3 separate regions of the Mus musculus genome follow, and regions 2 and 3 are each linked to region 1. The links are chromatin loops, found by intact Hi-C in ENCODE. Cell type or tissue: left cerebral cortex. All regions are shown on one strand.

Region 1 (8,000 bases):
TAGCTCATACATCTTTCCCAAGGTGGAGTTTTGCAGAAGGACCTATGTGCACCCTCAGTCCACCTCAGCTTGTTCATGTATATATGTTCAGACATATAGAGGTTTTTTTTTGGGGGTTATCTAGATGTCAGGGTACTTTGAGAATAATGTATGTTATATTTCATATAGTTACTTCTGTGACATGTCCCTGGACATTGTCAGTTTGTGTTTAGTTGTGAGTAGTGTTTTGTAACACCTTTGGGGGAAGGTAAGCCAGCTCTCTAGAAGGCTGTCAGCCTGGCTGTTTAACTGAGTTGCTCGGCATATTTGATTCTTTGAGCTTGACATATTTTGAACCCCCAAACTCACCCCATCAGTATGGTCTAGCACTGAATTAAGGACCTATCCTAGTTTATAATTTAAACTTTTCTCCACCCCCCACTTTAGCCAAGGTCTTACTTTATAGCCCAGATTTGGTCTCTTGCCTCAGACTCCTCGGTGTTTGGATCCCAGGTCTGCATCGCCATGCTTGGCTTTTGTTTTGAGTTTTCAGTTGTCTGGGGATCCCCAGCACTTACATAAAGGACTTTGGCTCCTCTAATCTCCAGGATGAAGCTATGCATATGAGAGAGTTGTAGATTGTGGGTGAGCTTGGGGTACTCCTGAAAACTAATTTTTCTAGACAGCCAGTGGAGAGAGTCCCATCCCCACACTCTCCCTGGGTACCCCCACCACATGAGCTGTCAGTAGGGGGAGCCCCATTACTTATGGAGGCTCTCCTAGCAGAATCTGGGTGCAGAGTGTGTTTAGAGTCAGAGAAACTCCCTGAGGGGTAGCTAGTGGGCTTTACCTTCCTCAAGAACAACCCCGATGTATACTGCAAAGGATAAATCAGGAGTCAGCAGCATAGGGACTTGGCTAGAAAAGAAGTGGAAGTCCACTGTTGTGGTTATGTTTTCTTAAGTGTCCCCCAAAAGGCCATGTGCTGAAGGCATGGTCCCCAAATGTGGCAATATTTTGAAGTGGGCCTTTGAGAGGCGACTGGATCATGAGGGCTCTGACTTCATGAATGGAAGAATCCATTGATGGATTCAAAGCTTAATGATTATTCAGGAGAGGGACATTTGTTATAGAGGCAAGCACTCTCTTTGCTTCTCAGCCACCATGAGAGGGGAGGCTTTGCAAGCAATGCACTTTTTGTGCTTTGTGACTCAGATGGGAGCCTATAGGGATGTCCTGCTTCTCTGAAAGCACAAGGCTAAATGTTACCTCTGCAAAGCACTTAGATATCTCTGCTTGCTAGAAGCAAAGTATGCTCTAAAATTGCCCAGTTTGGTGTTTGCAAATCCTGATGGGCTCAGACAAAAGGCTGGGTTTACTCTCTGCTTCTAGGTAAAATGAGGTAGGTAGGTGAGTATTCAGGCCAACATAGCCTATTACATCATTATTTCCTCTCCCTTACACTCTTCCATAGCTCACATTGCTCTCAGATGAAAATAAGAATCTTTGTGTCAGTCAGTTTTTCATTGCTGTGACAAAAATACCCAAGGAAAACCAACACAAAGAAGGTTCACCTTGATTCGTGTTGTCAGAGGGTTCAGGCCGTAGTAACTTGGCCCCATGTTTCTTGATCTGTGGTGCATTGTAGTGGAAGGGTGTGGCAAGGAAAGGCACTCACTTATGGAAACTGGGAAGCAGAGAAAGAGGAGCCATAGATGGGCTACATCCTTTTAGGGCACACCCCCGGTGACTCACACTCTTCAACTAGATCCCTCCTAATCTTTTCCCCCACCAAATAATGCCACCAAGTTATAGCTCCATCAAGAACTTAATTTACCAATGAGGTTAGAGCCTTTGTGATCCAAAAACCCATAAACTAGAACCCTTTAACACTAGAGCCTTCAAGGAACAGTCCTTACTCAAACAGCAACAACCCTCTAGAAAGTTTATAATGCTCTCCCTGAGAGATATGCTCTTCTGGTTCATCTGACACATATCTCCTTAGATCCCTTGATTTTGCCACACCCTTTCAATCTTAAAGCCTTCATGCACGCCTGTTTTCTGGAGCTCATCTTTTAATTCAGGTACTTGCCATTCACCTTCCAGACTCCAGCCTAGGTGTCTTTCTTCTTTGAAAGAATGTGAACTTCATTGGGAAAGAGCATGTAGACTTATTGTTTATCCTTTCCTATACCCAATATAATATCTTGTATAAATTGAGTGCTGGACAAGATGTTTTGGCTGAATGACTGACTGACTGAATGAATGAATAGGTTCACCAGAAGGCCAGTGCTAAATACTCTCCTGGTCTTGTGAAGAGAGATTCCTCAAGTTGTGTAGATGATGTTCTTCTTATCAACCAAAGGGGAGGACAGTAGACAGCATATGTAGTTCTGTGTGTATCTCCTGGGACTTTTGAGTCTCATCTCTTCTGAGAGATGATCATGGTCTCACCTGTCCTGTCTGTTCCAGAGTCTCTACTGACACAGAGACAATTCCCCACTATGCTTACTGCCTGCTTTCTATCGATACAGTATTTGTCTAAAGGGGGAATAAAGTGGTTTTCTCCAGGCCAATCCCAGATTATCACCTGGCTCAGGAAGATGTGTTGGTGCTGATATTCTGGCTTGCAGCTGGAGATCTAGCATCTTAGTTTGGTGTATGTGGCATTGATGCAATTTCAGGATGAGATTCTAGAAGGTGGCATCTAGCCTGCCTGAGATGGTTTGGGGGTAAGCTTCAACATCAGGCAGGGAAATTGGCAGCTGGTTTCTGTGAGCACTCCAGGGCTTTTCACCTTGAGGTCTACTCAGGTGCCACCGAGAAGACTAGGAACTTTCTTTTCCTCAGACAACTGGGCTGTATCTTAGGTGCTGGGCTCTGAGCATCACAAGCCATTTTAGTTGTTCATTGTGGGCCTGCCTCATCCTCAATCACTCCCCCAACAGCTTGCCTTTAGGCTTTCTCGCACTGAGTCAGCAGCGTCCCCCTCCGTTGCCTTGGCATTGTGAAATCAAGCTAAGCCAAGTCCGATTACAATGCATCAGTTCATCAGGGAGCCCACATCCTGTAATCCTTTCCAAAATGATGCTCAGCCAGCTGGCAAGCAGTGGTAAAGAGCATCCGAGGCTGCTGAGGATTCAAGACTCTGTAAAAGCCAACAGAAGGAGCCACAGGAAGGGGAGGTCATGCCACTGACTGGATCTCTTCATGCCCCATGTTGGTTCTGTCTTGCTCACCCTATTTCTGGCTGGCACTCTGAAATCCACCAGCACTGCTTGTCGGTAGCCTGACACTTCTCCACAGAGCCAGTACACTAGGCATTTGGAACTTTCCTCTGTGTTCTGCTGATGAGTTTTGAGAAACAAGCCAGTAGTTTTCTTTGGAGATAGTCTCCATCCATATAATTTTTTCTATCATAGTCCCAATGGAGAGACATTTGTTGACTACTTTTGCCCTTGACTTAAATACAGAAGTATTCGGGTGACCCCATTATTCAGCAAAGGGGAATGAACAAGGCAGTGTATACATCAAGTGGTGTTGGCAAAATAGAATTAAGTTTGGTCACTGGTGTGAATGGAGTTTTCTTTCAGTATCTTGGCTCTGGGATTGATTGTTTCTGTCTTTAAGGAAAGCTCCCTAGCACTTCTCAAGTGCCATTGTTGACTTCTTTCCTTCCTCATTTTCTCTCCCTCCACATTCTCTTCCTTTACCTCCCCCTTCTTCTACAGTCTTGGTGTGTGGCCCGTATTCATTTCAAGCTTACCACAATATCCTACACACTAGGATTGTAGGTATATTCTGCCATACCTGGCTACCAGAGTTGCTTTTCTTATGGGAAATTGTGTCATTTTCTCCCCAAATTGTACATTGAAGTTCCGGTTCCCAGAACTGCCAGATTATGACTATACTGGGAGACAGGGTCTTGAAAGAAGTAATGAAAATAAGACAAACTCATGAATGGTCCATAAGCCAATATGAAAATGTCCTTGTAAGAAGAGACTACATCACGCACATGAACAGAGAGAAGGCTATGTGAAGGTGAAGATGTGAGGGGAGCTGCCTGCAAGTCAGGAAGAGACTCTTCAGAAGATGCCAATCCTGCTGACACCCTGTCACATGGCAGGAGAGTAGATGGATGACGGTGCACATCTGTCTATTCTCCGTAACTGATAGGAAGTAATTTCTTTCCTGAAGCCACCCAGTTGTGATATTTTGTTTCGGCAGTTCTAGAACACAAACAAACAAACAAACAAACAAACAACCCTAATTCAGATATAATTGAAGGTTTGCAGAGGGCCAAGAGAGCATTGGGCTAGATTTTTCTATTTTGATCAGTTTCTCCTTGAGATCTCAAGATTGGCAGTATCTCTCTGGCTTCTCCATCCTTTTCTGTCTAGGCAGCCATCAACCTTATCTCGTTTGGGTTACTTGAAATGATCAATAAATGTAGTGTATCTAGTCTGGTCTTAGTTCCTTCTGTGAAAACCACGTAAAAGAACCCACAGAATATCAGTATCACCAGCATGGCAGCGTGTCTTCTGGAAGCGTGTGTTTTATAGGCAGTGTGGTAGGTACCATGATAAGGGTCTGCAGAGATAGGGGAACACAAAACAGGAGGGCATAATCCCGCTTGAGGAGACCGGAGAGGTGGTAGATGGGCCTGATGTCTGTCAATATTTTGAGGGCAGGAACTGGGTCTTGCTCACCTCCCCTCACCTTTGTGTACTCTCACACTATTCTTCGAACAGAGAAAGGAGTGACTATCTAGTGTGCCAAGTGAGTGAAGGACTCTCTTGAAGTTCCTTCCAGGCTTCTGAGTCCATGAGTCTGTGATGTAAGAAGCCTACAGCAGTCAGCCGAAGGTAATGGAGGAAGGTGGCATGCAGACCCCAGATGTGGAGCAATGCAGTATGCAAAGTCATTTCTGAGCAATCAAACTGGAAACAAGGGAGGCAGTGTACAGTGAGCCTCCTTCCTTAGCTCAGATTTCTGGGAGGATCCTGAGGCCCAACAACAGGAACCTGGTCATGACTGCTGGCTATACCTACGCCTCTTTAAAACCCCTAGCTCTTAATATAGTCACACCGATGGTCAAAGGTGACATCTTGTTCTCCGCAAAACGAAGGTTGGTCAAGCTCCTCACAGCTGTTTCCCGCCCAGAGGAAAGCCCCTAAGTTCCCAGGCAGTGTAAATGGTGTGTTTATAAAACACACCTTGTGCCCTGAGTATGTAAAAAACACTTCGTGTGCACAAACTTGCAGCTGGTTCAGCAGGGAGGGATCCTAGACGCTCAGGAGCAGGGAGCGGGGTAAGTATGGATAAGAGAAAGATTCAGTGCCAATCAGGACCAGCTGGCTGCTCTGCCCTGGAGACTACCCAAACAGATAGAAAACTGAACTTCAAAAACTGTCAGACATTGTGAGCTTTTGGAGAACAAATTGGGTCCAGACACCATGTAAAGCCAAGTGGCTTGTCCCAAGCAGAGACCCCAGGGAATGATTGCTGGCCATCAGTCTGGGTACCCAGCATCTGAAGACTTAGAGGCAGCTTACTGCTCCCCATTTGAGGGATTTCAGGATTAGATAACCATCCTTTCTGGCTGGCCTTTTGCAATGTGGAGCAGAAAAGTAAAAAGTCCTTTTTTTGGTAAGAAAACAGCAGATGGGGGAAGGAGGTCCCTCCCGGCACGGGCTGTGTGGTGCCTTCAGATGGGCTGTTTTGCTTCACGCTGAGCTGAGCTCACCTGGGCAATGACCTTATGACAAGAATATCAGGCAGAGTCCAGACCAGCAAAGAGGGCAGGAAGAGGAAGAGGAAGAGAAGCAGGTGCGGCCATGTGAAGTCGTGACTGGCAGAAGCCCCATCAGAACTTAACCTCGCTTTGAATCCTTCGGTCAGATCTGATTAAACTTTAACAAGGAAACCTCTCAGTCTACCACAAATAAACAAACAAAACCAAAAGAGTAGGTTTCAACCAAAGATGGAAGACAGGATTACTGAAGTCATCAGATGCTCTTCAAGATGTAAGAGCCTTCCTCAGCTATTCTGGTTGCCTTAGGGTTAGTTAACAGGGCAAATGGTGTCAGTGTCCATAGTAGCTTATTGGGACTCTGGGAAGTGTTGGGGGTTCTAACAATGACTTTTATGGTAGTAAAAATAAGAAGAATGACTACTGCTGATTGAGCATTGGATCTGTTCAAGTCCCTTGCTAGGTACACATTGTCTCCCTTAGTCCTATAAAAGATCATTTCTGTCCCCTTTCTACACATGAGAGAATGGGGTGTAGAGAAATCCATTTTTTTTTTTTTGCAAAGTCACAGAGAATGGAACTAGAATACAGTTTGAGGAGAGCTAGGGCCAGAGCCTGTGCTCACATGGTCCCACTTCGCTGCACTGAGGAGACACCTGGGCCCTTTTTTCAGGGTGGGGTGGGGGTGGGGGTCAGTCTATGCTAGGAAGAGTCATGGATGCTAGAACAAAAGCCTGCTCTGGGCTTGTGTGAAGCATCCCATCTTATTCTACTCTGTCGTGCAACTGATTCTCAGACATGTTCTTCAGGGTGTCACTTCAGGTTCCTTGGAGGTCTGGGTGAGTGGATTTTGGGGGACACTAAATGAGAGTCATACGTACTTAAGATTGAACGTCATGGATATGACTGAGGAGAGGAGAAAAGAGGAGAGGGGAGGGCGGACAGGAAATGGGTGGCTGGGAGAGAGTCAGAGACAGACAGAGAGTCATGGGCAGACAGACAGAGACTGAGACTGTGACTTAAGTTTATTGCATGAAGGGCCAGGAAAGGAAGTGACAATGAAGGCCTTATCCTCCTGTTTTCCAAACTCAGGCTGTCTTATTCCTATAGATGTCCACACCTCCAGCCCCAGAGCTGTCCCTCCCCCTGCTTCTGGCCCCATGCTCTGGTGGATGTAGTGTGCAGCCTGCTTCTCTGGCTTAGGTAATGGAGGTTGCTGGACTCACCACCAGTAGAGGCTGTCCTCAGGTCACACAGGGACACAGCCTCACCAGACTCCTGCTCTCACAGATGCATACTGCAAACCCCACCTCTGCTTTTCTCTCTGTTCAGCCCGAGTCCTGGGCCAGGCGGCCTTAATGCTTCTAAGTAAAGAAATAACCCCCCTGTCCATTACCCTCCTTCCTTGGGAGTCCTGCACACAGAACTGCTTTAATCTCCCTCCAGTGATGTCTCAGGATGAAGGAGCATCAGGGTGAACTGTACCAATGGCCTGTTTACAGCCAAGGGCTTTGAAGAGGGTTGGAGGAGATGGGGAACTTTAGAGAAAAGAGGTGTGACTGAAGGTTTCTTTCTTCCTGGGTTAAAAGGACTAGCTAGTTAGTCTTACAGAACTAGCTAGTTAGTCTTACAGAACTGGTTGATTCTTCCTAAAATCTTAGGTGTTTTGTAACCTTAAGCACTCATTCTCCCAACCTCATCAGCTGGGAAGGCGGCAGCATCTCTAGCAACCTCAGGTTTCACATCTCCCCTTGGGAGGTGTAGGCTTGGGAGGGCATGCGGGTAGGTTTTGCTTGGGGATCTTAGGAGAAGAAAGGGAAGCCCAGAGACCTTGATCTTGTCCTATGCTTTGGGAAGCTGCATATCCCACTGTTGTGTTCCAGTGAGCCTGGGCTCATTAGAAACACAGGGTGAGGAGGGGGCCTGTGAAATGGGAACTTGGCCTAGCATCACCTTAAAGGGCCGGTGGGAGAGAACCACAAGCCTGTCCAGATCTTATCTTCTCAGGAAGGCGCAGGGAAAGGCACAGCAAAGCAGCAGCCTAGACAAGAACACCAGCTGCTGCCTTCACATCACACACCCACGTGTGGTAAAATTGCCGTTTCCCATGAAGATGAAAGAGAAAAGTGTAGCAGGGATTCCCTGAAGCTCAGTGGGGCAGGCAGGGGCCATGAGGACAACCCATGGCAATAGATCCTGCCTGGTCACCCTGGAAGAACACCAAGGGTCCCATCAGCTCTTTTAGGAGAAGCCAATCCAGCAACATTCT
Region 2 (8,000 bases), 56 kb after region 1:
ATTAGCCTCATGGCCATAGTCTGCCAGCAGTGTCAACAAATGACTACCTTCACGTGTCAGGTAGGCTGGGAGGCCCTCTCATCCTTGACGAGTAGAGGAAAGGAGTTATAGTTTTATATGCTGGGTGGCTTTGTCTCCAAAAGAATGGGAATCCCTGAAATGCTTGTGAGGAGAGGCCTAGGAAGCAGTGATGACCAGTGCCACTCTGGAGCTCTGGGCAGTACAGCTGGAACCTCCCTAGTTGTCTCAGAACCCTTGCCTGAGATCCCCATGTCCCCTCTGTTTACCGTCAAGGTCCAGTGTCACTCTAGTTCTCTGCTTCAAAGCACTTTCCTGGCAAAGCCTCCCCTGTCATACCCACCTGGATACCCAACAAGGTGACTTGGGGGGTGGGTCTTGATGCCAGTGAGTAGGAAGGAGTTAATTGAACAGCTTCCCTAGGCAACTCATTTCCATAGTGGGGGACCTGGGGTGGAGGATGTGGTGGTTCACAGCCTTCTCACTATTGAAGATTCTGTTCATTATTTATCCCCTTCTATCATCTGCACCTTCCACTCAGACAGGTTCTGGGTATCAAACAAACTGTATTTATTAAGAAATGATTTGTTTTGTCCTTTTGTAAATTAACTCACCAAAGCTACTGGCTCAGCACTTCTGAGCAGCAGAGATAAGACCTGCAATTCTATCCCTTGGCAAGGAACCAGCCATTGCCGTTGACCTGTATAGGTAGAAGAGTCAAAAGTCAAACGTGGATTTTAAAAATAATGATAGTAAGGTTCTACCAGGTCCTGTCTGCTTTCAGGAATCCAGGCTGGGGAGCAGGGGCTCACCCCGAAAGAGAAGAAACCATTTATGCTGTTACACTAGCCTGCATGTTGGGAGCCCCCAGCTCCATTGTTCAAATAGAGAAACTTCAGGAAGCCTTGCTTCTCAAACTGTAATCCCCATATCAGCTAGGTTAGCATCCTCAGAGATCTGACTGGACTTGCAGAATCCCAGGCCCTACTCCAAACCTCTAGGATCGGGATTCATATTGTGACAAACTCTCCTGGAGGCTGATGAAAATTCTAATGACTAATCGCTAAATGACTCTAGCGGCTTATTCTTAAGATGCAGTGGCAGCTGAGGAGATGACAGGGGAGGATGGGGATGGAAAGTGGGGTTTGGAAATGTCTTTCTTCTGCCCATGCAGAGAACTTCCTTATCCATTAGCTTGCTGTGGAAAGATAAGAACATAGGCCCTGCCTCGCTGGCTTGAGGTTTGTTCGAGTAGCTGATAGTTGAATGTGATGTATGGTTTGTAGAGTACTTGAGAGAAGAGCCCCCTGCCACAGGGAGCAGCTCAGAGAAAAGGGGAGAGCAGGGTCAGGTACCAGACAATAGCTGGATGAGGCCACAGTTGCAGATAAAACAGTGCTCCCATGCTACAGGAATGCTAGGCTTCCTGGATTGGTCAGTACTAGAAAGGCAAGAGCTGAGTGAGTTATATTAACCCATGGGGACCTAAGGACGTCAAAGCTGCTTGGGAATTGTTTTAATTAGTGTCTCGTTGCCGTGAATAGACACCATGAGCATGGCAACTCTTATAAAAGAAAACATTTAATTGGGGCTGGTTTCAGAGGTTTTGTTCATTATCGTCATGGTATGAAGTATGTCAGTATGCAGGTAGATATGATACTGAAGGAGCCAAGAGTTTCTACATTTTGATTCATAGGTAGCAGAAGGAGACTGTGAACCATACTGGCTATAACTTGAGCATAGGAGACCTCAAAGCCCACCCCCACAGTGACACAGTTTCTCCAACAAGGTCATACTTACTCCAGCAAGGCCACGCCTCCTACTAGTGCATACCCTGTGTGCCAAGCATTCAAACATATGAGTCTATGGGTGTCATACCTATTTAAATCTCCATATTCCACTCTTTAGCCCCCATAGGTTTTTAGCTATAATACAAAATGCACTTAGTATAACTAAAATTCCCCATAATCTATCATAGCCTCAACAATTTCTAAAAGTTCAGTTTGAAATGTCTTCTGAGATTCATGCAATCTCTTAACTATAATCCCTTTTATAACTAAAAGATGACTAAAAAAACCCAGATCACATACTTCCAACATATAATGACACAGAATATATACTAATATTGCAAAAGGGAGCATAGTAAAGAAATACTGGACCAAACAAAGTAAGACCAAAAAATAACTGGGAAAACTCCAAACTCTGCATCTCCGTGTCTGACATCAAAGCACTCTTCAGATCTCCAATTCCTTTCAGCTTTGTTGAGTGCAACACACGTCTTTATCTTGGGATGGTTGCATTTCCTGTTAGCAGTTTTCCTCAGCAGGTTTCCCACAGCTCTTGTGTCTCTAATATCTTGGGGTCTCCAAGGCAGAACAGGCTTCACCTTAATAGCTTCACACATGGTCTTTCTAGGCTTCCATGCAGGGACACCCCTGCCACACACCTGGCCTTAGCAACTTTTCTTAGTCTCAGATGGAGATTCCATAACCTCTTTTATCTATTCTTAACTCTAAAGCCAGAACTACAGATGCCAAGTTCTGCTACTTGCTGGGGTTGGAACCTGAGACCCTTGTTCAATTACATCTTTGTCAGTTTTCTGTTTCCAGTAATGATTTCCTTTACTGCCTAAACTTGGCTGTCATGGAACTTGTGCTGTAGAACTCAGAGATGTGCACATCTCTGTCTCGTGAGTTCCAGGATTAAAGGCATGAGCCATCATCACACCTGGACCTAAACTGTTCTTTAATTTCTTTTCACAAGATGGACGCTTAGCTATGTGGGATCCTGCCCTGAGGTCAGCACTCCCTCAGTTCCATTTAACATCTTGAATCTGTTTATTTCTATCAACAGAGGATTTAGCTCCATTCCACTTCCTGGTGCCCCCTTTCTCCTTGACCCATACATTTTGTATTTTTTCTCGCTTAGCTTGCTCCTTTCCATCAAAGCACTCTTCATAAGAGTGAACCACACAGAGTCTATACTATACTGTTTTGAGATTTCCTTTTCCAGTGCAATTAATCTAACAAGCTTCACTTTAGCCTCAGGCAGACTCTTCAGACAAGGACAATGAGCAGCCACGTTCCTCGCCAAAATATCACAAGAAGAATTCTAGGCAAAATATTAAAATTCTTCTCCTCAGCTCCACTGTTCTTCATGTTCTTACTAGTATGGCCCATTAAGTCCCCATTAAAGCATTTAACTGCTTTTCTAATCTAAAGTCCAAGAATCCACAATCTTCCAAACAAAAACATGGCCAGGTCTAGCAGAGCAATACCTCAGTCCGTGGTAACAACTTCTGTCTTAGTTAGGATTTCACTGCTGTGAAGAGATACCACGAGCATGGCAAACTCTTATAAAGGAAAACATTTAATTGTGGATGGCATACAGGTTCAGAGGCTCAGTCCATTATCATCTTGGTGGGAAGCATGGTGGCATGTAGGCAGATGTCTAGAGAAGGAGCTGAAAAGTTCTACAGAAGGGGACTGTGTATCCCACTGGGTATAGTTTGAGCATAAGGAGACCTCAAAGTCTACCCCCATAGTTGCACACTTCCTCCAATAAAACCATATATACTACAACAAGGACACATTTCCCAATACTGCCATACCCTATGGGCCTAACATTCAAACACATGAGTCTGCGGGACCATACCTATTCAAACCACCACAGGGGTCTGTGTCACCTTTCTGTCTGGGCTTGATAGTAGTCATCTTCAAGAAACAGCTACAAGGCTATGAGACAGGCTCATTATATATCAAGAATATATTTTGCATAATTTAAGGGTTTTTTCTTTCATTTTTTTTGTTTTTTTGCAATTAGAATATATTTTATATTCAGTGAAACCTATAAGGCCTTTAGTTTTTCAGGGGTATGACATCATTATTTTCTGTACCCTCTTTCATGAAAAAGTGAAGCTTCCAAGTTGGGAAGTAGCAGAAGCATACCGTTAGAAGAGGGGGGGAACACAGCTGAAACGTGTCAAGCTTTCTCTTCTAGGAGACTGAGCAGGAGGAGGTGGAGCCCCATTAAGTGTAACACCAGTAAGGGAAGGTGGGGTATAATAGATCATGATGGGGGCAAGGAGGCAGGTGGGCACCCCAGTTCTGCTAACCATTGCTCCTATGTTTTTCATCACAGCCAAGAAGCACTGCTACACCCGCGGTGGGGCCCCAGCTGGAGGGTCCCGAGCACCAGGCGCCCCTCACTTATTTCCCGTGGCCTCAGCCCCTTTCCACACTGCCCACCTCCAGCCTGCAGTATCAACCTCCTGCCCCAACCCTGTCTGGGCCCCAGTTTGTCCAGCTCCCCATCTCTATCCCAGAGCCAGTCCTTCAGGACATGGATGACCCCAGAAGGGCCATCAGCTCCCTGACCATTGACAAGCTGCTTCTGGAGGAAGAGGAAAGCAACACGTACGAGCTCAACCACACCCTCTCCGTGGAGGGCTTTTAGGGCTGGCTTGCATCTAACAGATGTTTCACCCATAGCTGAGATTTTAAAAGTGTTCAATAGAGCCCAGACTTCTGTTTGAAGTAGCTATTTCACAGGCTTCCTTTCTTCCTAAAGCTAAATTGTATCCCTTCTTTTCTCCCTTCTTCCTTCCCTCGCTTCCTTCCTTCCCCCACTGCCATCTTGCTTATTTCTTATTTCTCCTTCCAGTTTTCTTCCTCTGGAGCGGCAAATGATAGTGATATTATGAACAACGCTTTATACGGAATGTCACCAAGTCTGCAGCTCAGGGTTTTCCTTTGGTGGCACATCATTGGGGAAGCAACCTTCTTTCAGGTGCCCCCTGTTTCCTGGTAGCAGTAGCTTTATAGATCTACTCTATGATACGTTCTGCGCCCCAGTTTTGTTTTGTGTGCTGTTCTCAGCCTTGGCCAGATATACTATCTAAGTGGATGTTTCTGGTCTGGTTACAGGGGGATGGGACAGGACCATCAGGGTGGGTAGGGACAGTGAGTGAGTGATGGGAGACGGGGCTGAGGAGCAGCAGGACACACATGTGTGTCTGTGGTTAGAGAGGGAGTGAGGAGGGGCAGGGGAAGGAGTGATCTAACAGCTCTGAAAAAAAATACCACTTTAATGTGGTTTAGCTGTTCTTGTCAGCGATTAGGAGGAAAGCTGGATATGGTATGGAGGATAAATGACGAGTCTGCTTATTTCTGCCTCTCTGCAGGCCCGCTAACATGATGCCAGCACTTAAAATACTTCTGTCAGCATATTGCCATAGCAACAGGAAAAGAAACAGGTGAAGCCGATCATTGAGGAGGCTTGCACTTAGTCCTTCCACGTGGGCTTTTAATTCCTGTTGTGACTCACCCAGGGCCATCCTGACGCGTTGCTATGGATTCTTGCGCCCACTCACCGGCTGTCTCTGGGGTCCTGAAGTCCTGGTCAGCAGGCCCACTGGCCTTCATTTTCAGTTTTATCAGTTTTATTGCAGTTTTTGCTGGAGAAGCATAACACTTGCTGTTGAGTGTTTTGCTGTCTCCTAGTGCTTTGCTCCTGAAGTGGATGTGTCTTTGGGAACTGGCCCATTGTTTACTAATGATACCATCATTACACATACACAAGTTTTAGTCTGTAGAATCCATGTAGAACCAATAGATCTTCTAGAAATGACAGTTTCTTTGATATCCCACCCTCTTTCTTTCTGCTTCCAATGAAAACTTAGAGCTACCTGTTTTTTTTTTCTTCTTCTTCTTCTTTCTTTCTCTGCTTTGTGTTTATTTTGATTCAGACATCTCATTATCTACCTGAAGTCCTGGTATACTTAGCTTGAATTTGTTATTCCTCTTTAATATTTAGATTAAATGCTAGATCTGAATGGTAGGTTTACACTTCTGTTGGTGGTTACCATGAACAAGAAAGGGAGAGGGAAGCCTCAGCCTATTTAATTAAGACCTTGTTGCACTTAAAAACACTATTTAAGATTTCCCAGCTACTTGGGAGTTTGAGGCAATCACAGAGGAGTTAACACTGGGAAAACAAACAAAACAGCAAAGAAAGTAGTGTGAGCGGTTGCTGGGATTGAATTGGCATCTTTTTCGCTTCTTATCTTGAGACCTCACGTCTTGGCTGCAGGCATCCAAACAGATTTCCTCCAGAGCCTCATTTGCAACATTTTCAATAAAGATTGGTTAGATGACTTTCCTGTGCCGAAGTGTTTTATTTCTCGTCTATTAATTCCTCTCACCTCTCAGTAGAGCGTCTTTAGAGGAAGAAGCTTTCAGTAGGGCTGAGCTTGCAAACTGATCTGTTGCTCTAGGAGGGGAAAGCTGTCCCCACTGTGTCTGTTGGGCAATTTTCACAGTGGAATATGTATTGGTTGGCGGGTTTACTCTCCAGGGCAGTGGGGGCTTAGAGGGTGGGAGGAAATCTTGCTGGCCTACTGCTCTTCCTGTTATCTATGCTACATGAGCGACTTCTCTCGATGCTTGGTGTCTGGGCTTCTACCACAGGCCTTGGTGAAGCTGTCAGTCAGGACCCTGGACATGTGACACAAAGAGAGACCTGAGAAGGCAGTCATGTCCCCCACCCAGACTCCATCCTTGCAGCAAGTAATTCTTTCTGAGGGGTGACCACCCAGACTCCATCCTTGCAGCAAGTAATTCTTTCTGAGGGGTGATTTTGGAAAAAAAAAAGTGCAATTATATTTATTCATTTAATTATTTTCTGAGTTTACTGCCTTCATTGTCCATCTTTATGGAGTCATTTTTGTAAATCATCCACGTTATTCTGCTGTATAATTATTTCCACATACCAGAATCACTTGGACAATCAGCATCATTATTTCTACACATTTACGCACAATTTAAGAGGGGGAAAGGCATAGAACAGAAGGGATTTGATGGGAAGAGAGAAGTACTGGTATTTTACAGGATTCTCATCTGAAGCTATGCACCTTAGTGTAAAAGGAACCAGGAGCAGACAAGGGTGTGGTCAGACAAAGTGGACCATGGAGAAGAATCAAAGTCACAGCAGAGCCATCCCAATTCTTCTGAATATCGGGCTGCACTGGCCTTTAAGTGGGATTTTGAAGTTAAGTTCTCTCTCTCTCTCTCTCTCTCTCTCTCTCTCTCCCTCCCTCCCTCCCTCCCTCCCTCCCTTCCTCCCTTCATGTGTAGGTATGCTCAGGTGCCTGTGAAGGCCAAAGGTCAATGCCAACTGTCTTCCTCAGTGTCTTCCTTAATTTCTTGCCACTTTATTATTATGTGACAGTTTCTCAGGGAAGCTGGACTTCACAGGTTCAGCCAGAGTTGCTGGCCAGAAAGTCTCAGCCATCCTCTTACCTCTGCCTCTTCAGTGCTAGGATTATAGCTGCATGAGGCTTAGCTTGGCTTTTCTGAGGGGGCTGGGGTTCTCAGCCTTGCACAGGAAGTGCTGGCTGACAGAGTCATCTCCTCAACCTCTGTTACCAAACATGAGATTTTTGACACCAGAAAACCTGGCTAACTTTAAAAAATAAAACAAAACAAAACAAAAGGAAACAAAACAAAACATTGTTTACTTAATCTGAGGATCTCAGCGAATCCCTGTTGAGCTGGGGTTAATTTGGGAGGTTCTCCGTCAGCTGTTCCTAAACACTGATGTGGATGCTTGTAAATAGATTGCTCTGGCATCTTTCTCAGTGAAACACAGACACATGATACTGCCCACATGTTCCAAATGTTTTCTCTGCATGTTTGGAGAGAAGCATTCATTAGCCCGTGTCCTTTAGCCTGTTTGTCAGTTCTTCAACTCTGGGTACTGTGGGAAGAAGTTTTATTCTTTCATTCAACCCCTTAAAATTTATCATAATTTAGCCATTTATCATTATATGTGTTGATGGTATACGCAGTGTTGTTATGAAATAGGGTTCAACTTCATTTGATTTTGGTACTTTGAATGGATGCTATAACTGTAAATGCTGCCACAGGATGGTATTTATATCCAAATAAAAACAGTGGATCATTGGCTATGCTAGGTAATTAAGA
Region 3 (8,000 bases), 110 kb after region 1:
GAGAGGTGGCTACACAGCAGCCACCAAAGCTCCCCTTTCCTTTGCTTCTACATGGGTACTCTCCAGGGAGGGAGCTTTGCACACAAGGAAGAGGGAGGCTTTTAACTTTAGCATCTCTGTTCGTATTCCACAAGCTAGGGGGTAGTTTGCTGAGACAGAAAACCCCACCAGAAGACAAGAGAAGGAGGCATGTCCACTATTTGCATCTAAGTATGAATGACTACCCGGATTAGAATTTGTGCACCCCGACTTCCTAGCTGAGGTAAGCAATAAGACAACAGCAGAGGACATTTGGGGACTCTCTGGAAGAACTGGGCCAATCTGGAACTTGAGAGAGAGACCTTGATAGAACACAGGAGTCTTGGCTTCCAGGAGACAGGAGGGACCAGAAGATGTAAAAGGAAGTAAAGAAAGAGTTGTGCTAGGAGATTGTAAGGGTCACCTTGGTTTATGCATACACAATGTCAATGTGTAGGCAGGTCATTTATGATGGGTGTGACCTGCAGGGACCCACACTACGAAGTGGACATTGTTCAGCTCAGCAAAGGAATTTATTCTGCCCAGACTCACCAGAGGCATATTCCTGTTTCTCATGTCAGTTTCTTTTCTTTTCTTTTCTTTTCTTTTCTTTTCTTTTCTTTTCTTTTCTTTTCTTTTCTTTTCTTTTTCTCTTTGTATATGGTAAATGCTATACACCTCTTCCCACTAAGCCACAGAGATCTTCCTTTGCATAGCTGGAAACTATGTATCATTGATGACCCTTGCCTGGCAATGTGTGCTTTATCAATGTCCCTTTGCCTCTTGGTGTCCTGTTTGTTGTCTGCCACAACCTAGTCCTACCTTCTACATTTTCTTTGAAATATAAGATTTGTTTTTCTTTGATCATTGAATGTCCATTGTATTCAGACACTTTGGTAACTGTAATGTATTCCATTAGTCAGATACTGCCTAGTTTAACTGAAGCTGGGGGTGGGGAGTATTCTGAAATAACGTTTGGACATCCTGGATAAAACTTTACCTTTACAAAGCCACCTCCTGACCTCGTACTATTTTATTGACAATAAAGCACTTATATCAGGTGCCATACTTTTTTTTTTTTACTGTGCCTTTACAAGTCCTTGTAATAACGGAAATGTGTATAATACTACACACTTTAAAGTAACATGCTATATAAAATAAGTTTTGTTTTATGTGCTTCAAACTGCATAGACCATTTCCTCTTTCTTTGGCTAAATACACATAGTTTATAACTAATAAAATTAGACAGGAAAATCATGTTTTATGTTCTGCACAAAGTTTTTAATGCAATATAAGAAAAATAACTAGTGCCAAAAAATAATGCTTTAAAGGTAACAGAAAATTTAGAATGAAATGGGTTCCTAAAGCTCTAAGGTGGCCTCCTTGTGAAGGTTGTCTCATTAGGATGTGATCCACAAAACATTTGATTGACATTGTAGTGTTTTGTAGGGGTTTTACAGTGGATAAGAACAGGGATGAGTACTGTTGTCAACTAGCACTGACAGAATTGTGGCTTAAACTGAAAATCCAGTTCTGAATGAGCAAGCACACCTAGAAAACTCTGTGGACACAGAGTCCAACTTCTCTATAAGGATGCAGAAGTCCTCTGGCCTGCTTCTCAGTAAGCTCTCCGGCACTCATAAGAGCCCCAGGCCATACTGCCATCTTCTTTTGTCCAAGGTGAAGGATCATGAAGAGAAGAGACATCTGACCCTTCCTCTGGGGAGAGGGGCCCCACCTTGGGTGGGAGGTCATTTGACACTGTCATGAAAGACGTGAAGGGGTATGGAGGTGAGGTAGGGTACCCTGGTGTGTGGTGCAGATCTTCCAGTGCATGCAGCGAGTAGGACTGAGCCCCAGCAAGGGATGCCCCCCAGCCCATGTTCCTGTGCTGGGTGCTGCTTCCTGACTCCAGTTGGGAGAGGCAACTGGTGCTGGGTGGCAAACTCTGCAGGGCATCAGCAGGCATGGGGTCTGGCTGGCTGAGACCATCTGGTACCGTCTGTTCCCAGGAGTCTCTCTAAGGAAAACGGCAAAAGCACAGAAATTATTCTTTGGTTGACGCTCTGAGGATGCAGAGCTGCCACTGGATGGAGGCATCCGGAGAAACTTTGCATGCTTTCCGCTGCTTCTGAAGCCTGCCTTGCAGACAGCTTTTCCCGCTAGCATTTGATCCTAAGCCAGGAAAATCTGGGCTAATTTCTACTTGAGGATGTAAGTCGGGGCCCCACATTCTCCTTTACAGAAGCAAGGGAAGGCAGCACTCATTTCTGGTTTGGGTGAGCAGTAGCCCTCCAATGACCTAGGCTCTAGAGTGACCTGGGGTTGGAACTCCCTACCTGCTCAACAGTACTTTTCTTGGGGTGGACTGAGTTCACTCACAGTACCACCTACCACTCTCCTGACACTGAGACAGAGGGCTGTTCATCTGTGACATGGGGCACAGATTTCCTGAGTTGCTGCAAGCCCTAAATGAACAAAAGTCCATAGAAGTCCTTGCCACAGAATAAGGTTAATTCCCAGTCCCACCCTTTTGGTCTAAAATTCCACCTTCAGCCATTCATCCTATTGTGGCAGAGGGCTTTGCAGTTTTCTATTAAAGGACTATTAGAAGCTTTTAGATCTTTCTGAACCTATTTCTTTGGAGGGATCAAGAGAGAACGAGGTGGGAGGGTGTGTTGTGAGGAAGCTAGAGCCCAGGGACTGGGAAGGAAACGGAAGAGGAAGCTGGGTAAATCTCTTTGGGGAGTTGGTCTAGTCCTATCTAGATGTGACTCCAACCTTTGTTCCTTAGGGCTCAGAGGCCTGAAGGAGTCTTGCATTAGCAGCATGGGGGAACATTTAGCAAACAGAATAGTAACAAAATGAATGTGAGTTCTATCTTACAGACCCCGGCTCCAAAACCCTAGTCTTTTGATGTCTCGGTTTTGATGTGATCTTTGAGCTGGATTTCCTCAGAAGCTCCCCAGCAACGCCAGCCTGACCCAGCACCTCAGGTGTGAGCAGAATCCTCAGGTGAGTCATCTGGCTCCAGCTTGGTCACCACGCACGAGTGCTGGGCCACAGGAGCTGGGACCCCCTCCCCCTCCCTCTCTGCACACGAAATAACCACACTCACAAAGACGAAATGAGTTGGGTCACTGGGGAACGGAGGCGGCAAGAGCGGTGGCAGAGTCGAGGTGCTGAACAGGGAACTGGGTGTGGGGGTCAGCGCTGGTGGGCGGTAGTCTCCATAGGGCTCAGCCAGGTAGGATTCCAGCAGGCCTGTGTGACTCTGCCCAGCCGTGGACTCGCAGGCAAAGGGCTTGCTCATGCCGGAGGTGTAGAGGTCATTCGAGAACTGTTTGCTGCTATGGAAGTCGGAATCGGACAGGAAGGATCTCCTGACACCATAGTAACCTGACATCACTGGCGATCCTGTAGCCACATGAAAGAGAAATGGGCAAAAGTTTCCGGTAGGAAAAGCTCAGAGTAGGTGGTTCTGCATTTGGTGCCGTGTGAAAAGATGGTACCCACGTGCCCGACACCATCGTTAACAAAAAAAAAAAAAAAAAAAAAAAAAATCCACATGTCTCGAATGGCATGCGATGTTCCTGTATCACTGTTTCAAGTTCACTTTGGCCTTAGAGATGAATTCATGTCAGATGTACAATAACTTTACCTAGATAACGATTTATCATGCATCTTTTAGGTCCAGATACTTCTAGGAAGGGGCACAGAGAGATAGTTAGAGAATCCCTGGGTATGGTATCCCAGTCAGCATTAACTGTCAACCTGACATAGCCTAGAACCAATTGCAAAGAGAGTCTCAAATGATTGTCTTTATCAAGTCAGTCTGTGGGTATGGATGTAAGAGATTGCTTTGATTATTAAGTGATGTTAGGTGTGCCCACTGTGGGAGGCACTATTCCCTGGGTAGGTAGCCCTGGGCCGTATAAGAAAGCTAGCTAAGTGCAAGCCTGTGAGTGAGTCAACAATTAACATTCATCTATGCTTCCTGCTTCAAGTTCCTGCCCTAATGTCCCTCAATGACGGACAGTAATATGGAAGCTGGGATAATCCCTTTCCTCCTTAGAGTGGGTTTTGGTCATGATATTTGTGGCAGCAACAGAATCAAATTGGAATATTTGGAATCTACACTTTTTGATGGGACTATAAACATCTTTTCACAGCTTCTGAGCTACATCCCGTAATATACAGGACTGCATCCCATAATATACAGGACAACATCCATAATATACAGCCAAGAGGCTGCTTCTGGGATTTTTTACATCCGATAATACATCTCTCTGGGTAAGAGGAGACACACCTCACTTTAAGCCAGGGACAGGTGGATTGCCTTTTCATTTTTCTGCACACCGATCTTCACCACCATGTCTCACACCCAGCCTGCGTCAGGAGATGGCTTGCCCTGGGCTGATTGCTGAGAAGCCAGTTTTTGAGGACATTGCAGGCTTTGATGGTTCTAGTGTAATTTGCTGCCCCCTTGTGGTCAGACTGGATTCCCTCATTCATCTCTCTGACTTGAGTAGTAGGTTTCTAAAGAGAAAGCTTGGCAGAGTTTTGTCAGGAGGAAGAGAGAGAAAAGCTGAAATTGGAGAGAGTTTTATTTAAGAAAAGAGCAATGAAATAGTTGCTGCGTTTGACACTCTCTGACCCTGCAGTCGTCTGCTGCAGGAAATGGGTGGTTTGTTGGGAATCCGTTTGGGGCACAGGATCCAGGGCCGTGTAATTTATCATTTTAATATATCCCATCTTAGACCTTTATAACTTGTATTTGCATATCTTAAATTGCCTTCCCAGACCCTCACAACTCACTTAAGCTTTCATATCCTCAGACCTTTATACGCCTTAGATGTCTTTCTCAAGGGGCTGAGATGTGGAGAAGATGTCCCTCTTCCCTCCCCGCAACAACAGTGAGTCCCATTGAGCTTTGTTGTTACCTCTCACCCCTCCCCCCTGAAGAGAAACCAAGATCCGGGTGGTGGGAGCGAGAACCTGAGCCTCTTCCACCTACTGTAGTATTTTTATTTTGCTCTCTTTACGCTGTGACCTGCTACCACGATCTCCTCAGGGGTTCTAAGAGCTCTGTGGTGGTAGATCAGGTCTCATACACCATCTGGTCTGTAAATCCGGGAGTGGAACGCTGCATTCAACATGGCACGCAAATGTATTCATTTGGGGAGACACTCAAGTTCCCCAACTTTAGCATGCTTTGGCTCGCTACACTTCCATGTTAAATCCACCAATTTCCAATCGGCCTGTAAGGCTGTGAGTGAGTCAGCAAGAAGAATTCGTCTACACTTTCTGCTTCAAGTTTCGTCTCTGACTTCACTCAATGATGGATTCTGTAGTGACAGTTTTAATTATAAACACACTGAGAGAGGAATCTGGGCAAATACAAAAATTCATGCCATGAAGTTCTAGCCCACAGATTGATGAGGGTGGAGAATAGGTAATGATACTTCCAGGGCGGTGCATTTATAGTTCTATTTTCAAAATAAAAAAAAATAATCATGAAGAAAAGCCCTCTGCTTTCCCAAGTGTATCCATTTCTCCTCAAAAAGAGGAGGAGAATTCTAGAAGGTAGGAGAATCTGCAGAAACTCCTTTTAGTAAAAAAGAGCAGATGCAGCCAAATTTGAATGGAAGTAAACTCCGGTGTGTGTGTGGGGGGAGAGGGGGGGCGGGGAATGCAACAGAGACATTTACATCAGTTATCTGCGATGCTTTGGAACTTCTTTTCCCATGCAACTTGGAAAGTGTTAAATCACTTTGGAGTTTGAGATCCGGAAGGGATCATGTGTGGTGGAGCTGGGTGTACAAGGATGCTTATCACTGTTACAAAACTTCCTTTCCCATCCTCACATCCACACAGCACACGGAACTCATTGTGTGGCATGCAGGAGGAATTTAATAAATGTAGCCCCAACCCCTCATGTTCTCTTCTCCTTGGGCATATCATCTAAAACAGTGGTCCTCAACCTTCCCAATGCTGTGGCCCTTTAACACAGTTCCTCATGATGTAGTGACCCCCCCAAAAATTATTATTGTTGCTACTTCATAACTGTATTTTTGCTTACTGGTATGAATTGTAAGTATCTGATATGCAGAATATTCGATATCACGACCCACAGGTTGAGAACTGCTGGCGGTATTCGGTCATGATGTCAAAGCTTTAGATGTTTCCACACTGTGTCAGGAGCCCATTACTTTTGTCTAGAAGCTTCTCCCAGGCAGGGAATCGAAAGGCCCATCTTTCAAGACCTAATCAATTAAGTTCAGGGTGATTCAATGAGATCTATCTTCACTGATCAGTTTTTTTCCCCTCAAAGAAGCAAAAATGAGAACATAGGTGTTAAGGAAATGTTGGAAGCTCTTGGCTGGAGACCGAACGTGGTGGTAGAGAGTTGTTACACAGCATGTGTTCGACCCTGGTGTCTGTGGTTCCCTGCACTGGGAAACAAAGCGCACACGCTCACTTGCTACTTGAAAGGGAGTAGATTGCTTGTTGAGTTAAAGATCTTACCTGGCATCTGGATGAACGGAGGCTGGGAGGAGCTGACACTGCCCTGGAAGGCAAACAGAAGGCAGGTGTTTTCGTCTTTAGTTACAAGCTTGAATTTAATTTTAAAATCAGGAATATATTTTTCAAACTATCCTTCTTCCCTCCCTCTTTTCTTCTGTCTCTCCCTTCCTTTTGTTTTTGGGTGTGAATGTGTATGCATTTTTGTGTGTATATATATATATATATATATATATGGTTTACATATGTATGTATTTGTATATGTGTGAATGTGTTTACATATGTGTTTGTGCATATATGTGTATTTGTGTGTATGTATATATGTGTTTGTGTATATATGTGCATTTGTATATGTGTGTATGTGTGTATATATGTGTTTGTGCATATGTGTGTATGTGAGCATGCGTTGTGGAAGGGTGTGCATGTGGAGGTCAGAGGAGAGCTTGCAGGAGTCAGGTACGTTCTACCTTCCAAGTGTTGGACTTCATCAGGCTAGGAGGTGAGTATCTTTAGTTCCCAAGCCCCAACACTGAAGTCTTATCAATTCCTAGTGACTGTGACTATAACCGTATTTAGAAATAGGATCTTTCAAGGTGTAATTACTTAAAATAAGATGTGGTCATAATGAATTAGGATGTGCCCCCAATCCCAGATGACTGATGTCCCTGTAAGAAGAGAAGAGGAAGTGGAGAGATGTCTTAGTGGTTAAGAGCCCTTCCTGAACAGGTTAAATTCCCAGGTCTCTCAGGGTGGTTCCCAACCATCTGTAACTCCAGTCCCTAGGGATCTGATGCCCTCTCTGGCCTCTGTGGATACTGCATGCAGGCAAAAATCCATATAAGTAAAATATAAAACTTTTTTTTTTTTTAAAAAATTAAGAACACACTCAATGACACAGACATGGTGGGGGGCATATAGAGACAAGAAAAACACAAATGATCTAACCTCATGACTGGGGGTCAAGGAACCCTGGTGACTAGCAGAAGAAAGGAGGAAGGCAAAGGGATTCTCTTCGTTTAGCTCTGAGGGACCAGGGCCTGCTCACATCTCTAGAACCAGTATTTCTACTGTTTAAGGCATCTGCTTTGTGCTTGCCTGTGTCAATAGCCGCCGTGGGAGACTAATGATACAGAAAAGTAAGGGATGTATGACTGGGAAAGACGACTGAGGTGGGTGGTGGGGATGCACAGGAACACACCCATGTGGAGGTGATGTTGTACAGACATCAGAATGAAGGGTATCTAGATGTGTGGACTCTTAGAAGATTACAAATGGGGGCAGGCAAGTCAACTGTGCAAGCACCAGGGTGTGACTCTGGGTTTCCAGAAGCCATTTGAAAACCTGGGTAGGCAGCATGCGTCTGTAACCCTTGCCTTACGTTACAGACAAGTGTATCCCTGAAGCTAGCAGGCCAGCCATTCTAGCTGAATTCATGTGCTTCAGGGTTAGTGGGAGAG

Evidence for each region. Peaks named below come from ENCODE experiments on the same cell type or tissue, not always from the same donor. Only the 100,000 strongest peaks of a DNase experiment are listed, where the experiment ranks them.
Region 2: it touches region 1 in a loop (2.6-fold over the local background); 3 of 42 quality-filtered maps call a loop at or near these places.
Region 3: a loop joins it to region 1, with 3 times the contacts of the local background. A loop is called at or near these places in 5 of 42 quality-filtered maps.

Annotation. Positions count from the first base shown.
Region 1 is chr9:51,177,787-51,185,786 of GRCm38, forward strand. No RefSeq gene overlaps it. Among named protein-coding and RNA genes, the nearest start is that of Gm32742, 13 kb to the left of the region's middle. In left cerebral cortex, a CTCF peak has its summit at 710 (motif pointing right); DNase peaks (open chromatin) are centred at 3,005, 5,521, 7,055 and 7,806.
Region 2 is chr9:51,233,908-51,241,907 of GRCm38, forward strand. It overlaps Pou2af1 (POU domain, class 2, associating factor 1), which reads left to right. Exons shown (of 5, transcript NM_011136.2): 5 at 4,159-6,172. The coding sequence ends at 4,473. Among named protein-coding and RNA genes, the nearest start is that of Pou2af1, 24 kb to the left of the region's middle. In left cerebral cortex, no CTCF peak of the experiment used is centred here; DNase peaks (open chromatin) are centred at 4,476, 5,271, 6,065 and 7,608; H3K27ac peaks cover 2,161 bases.
Region 3 is chr9:51,288,411-51,296,410 of GRCm38, forward strand. It overlaps 1810046K07Rik (RIKEN cDNA 1810046K07 gene), which reads right to left. Exons shown (of 5, transcript NM_001372554.1): 3 at 6,547-6,589; 4 at 3,137-3,435; 5 at 1,276-2,038. The coding sequence ends at 1,637. Gm32819 (a long non-coding RNA gene) reads left to right here. Exons shown (of 9, transcript XR_003948163.1): 5 at 135-262; 6 at 2,031-3,033; 7 at 4,191-4,311; 8 at 4,857-4,934. Among named protein-coding and RNA genes, the nearest start is that of Colca2, 14 kb to the left of the region's middle. In left cerebral cortex, CTCF peaks have their summits at 4,499 (motif pointing left) and 7,355; DNase peaks (open chromatin) are centred at 4,493 and 5,227.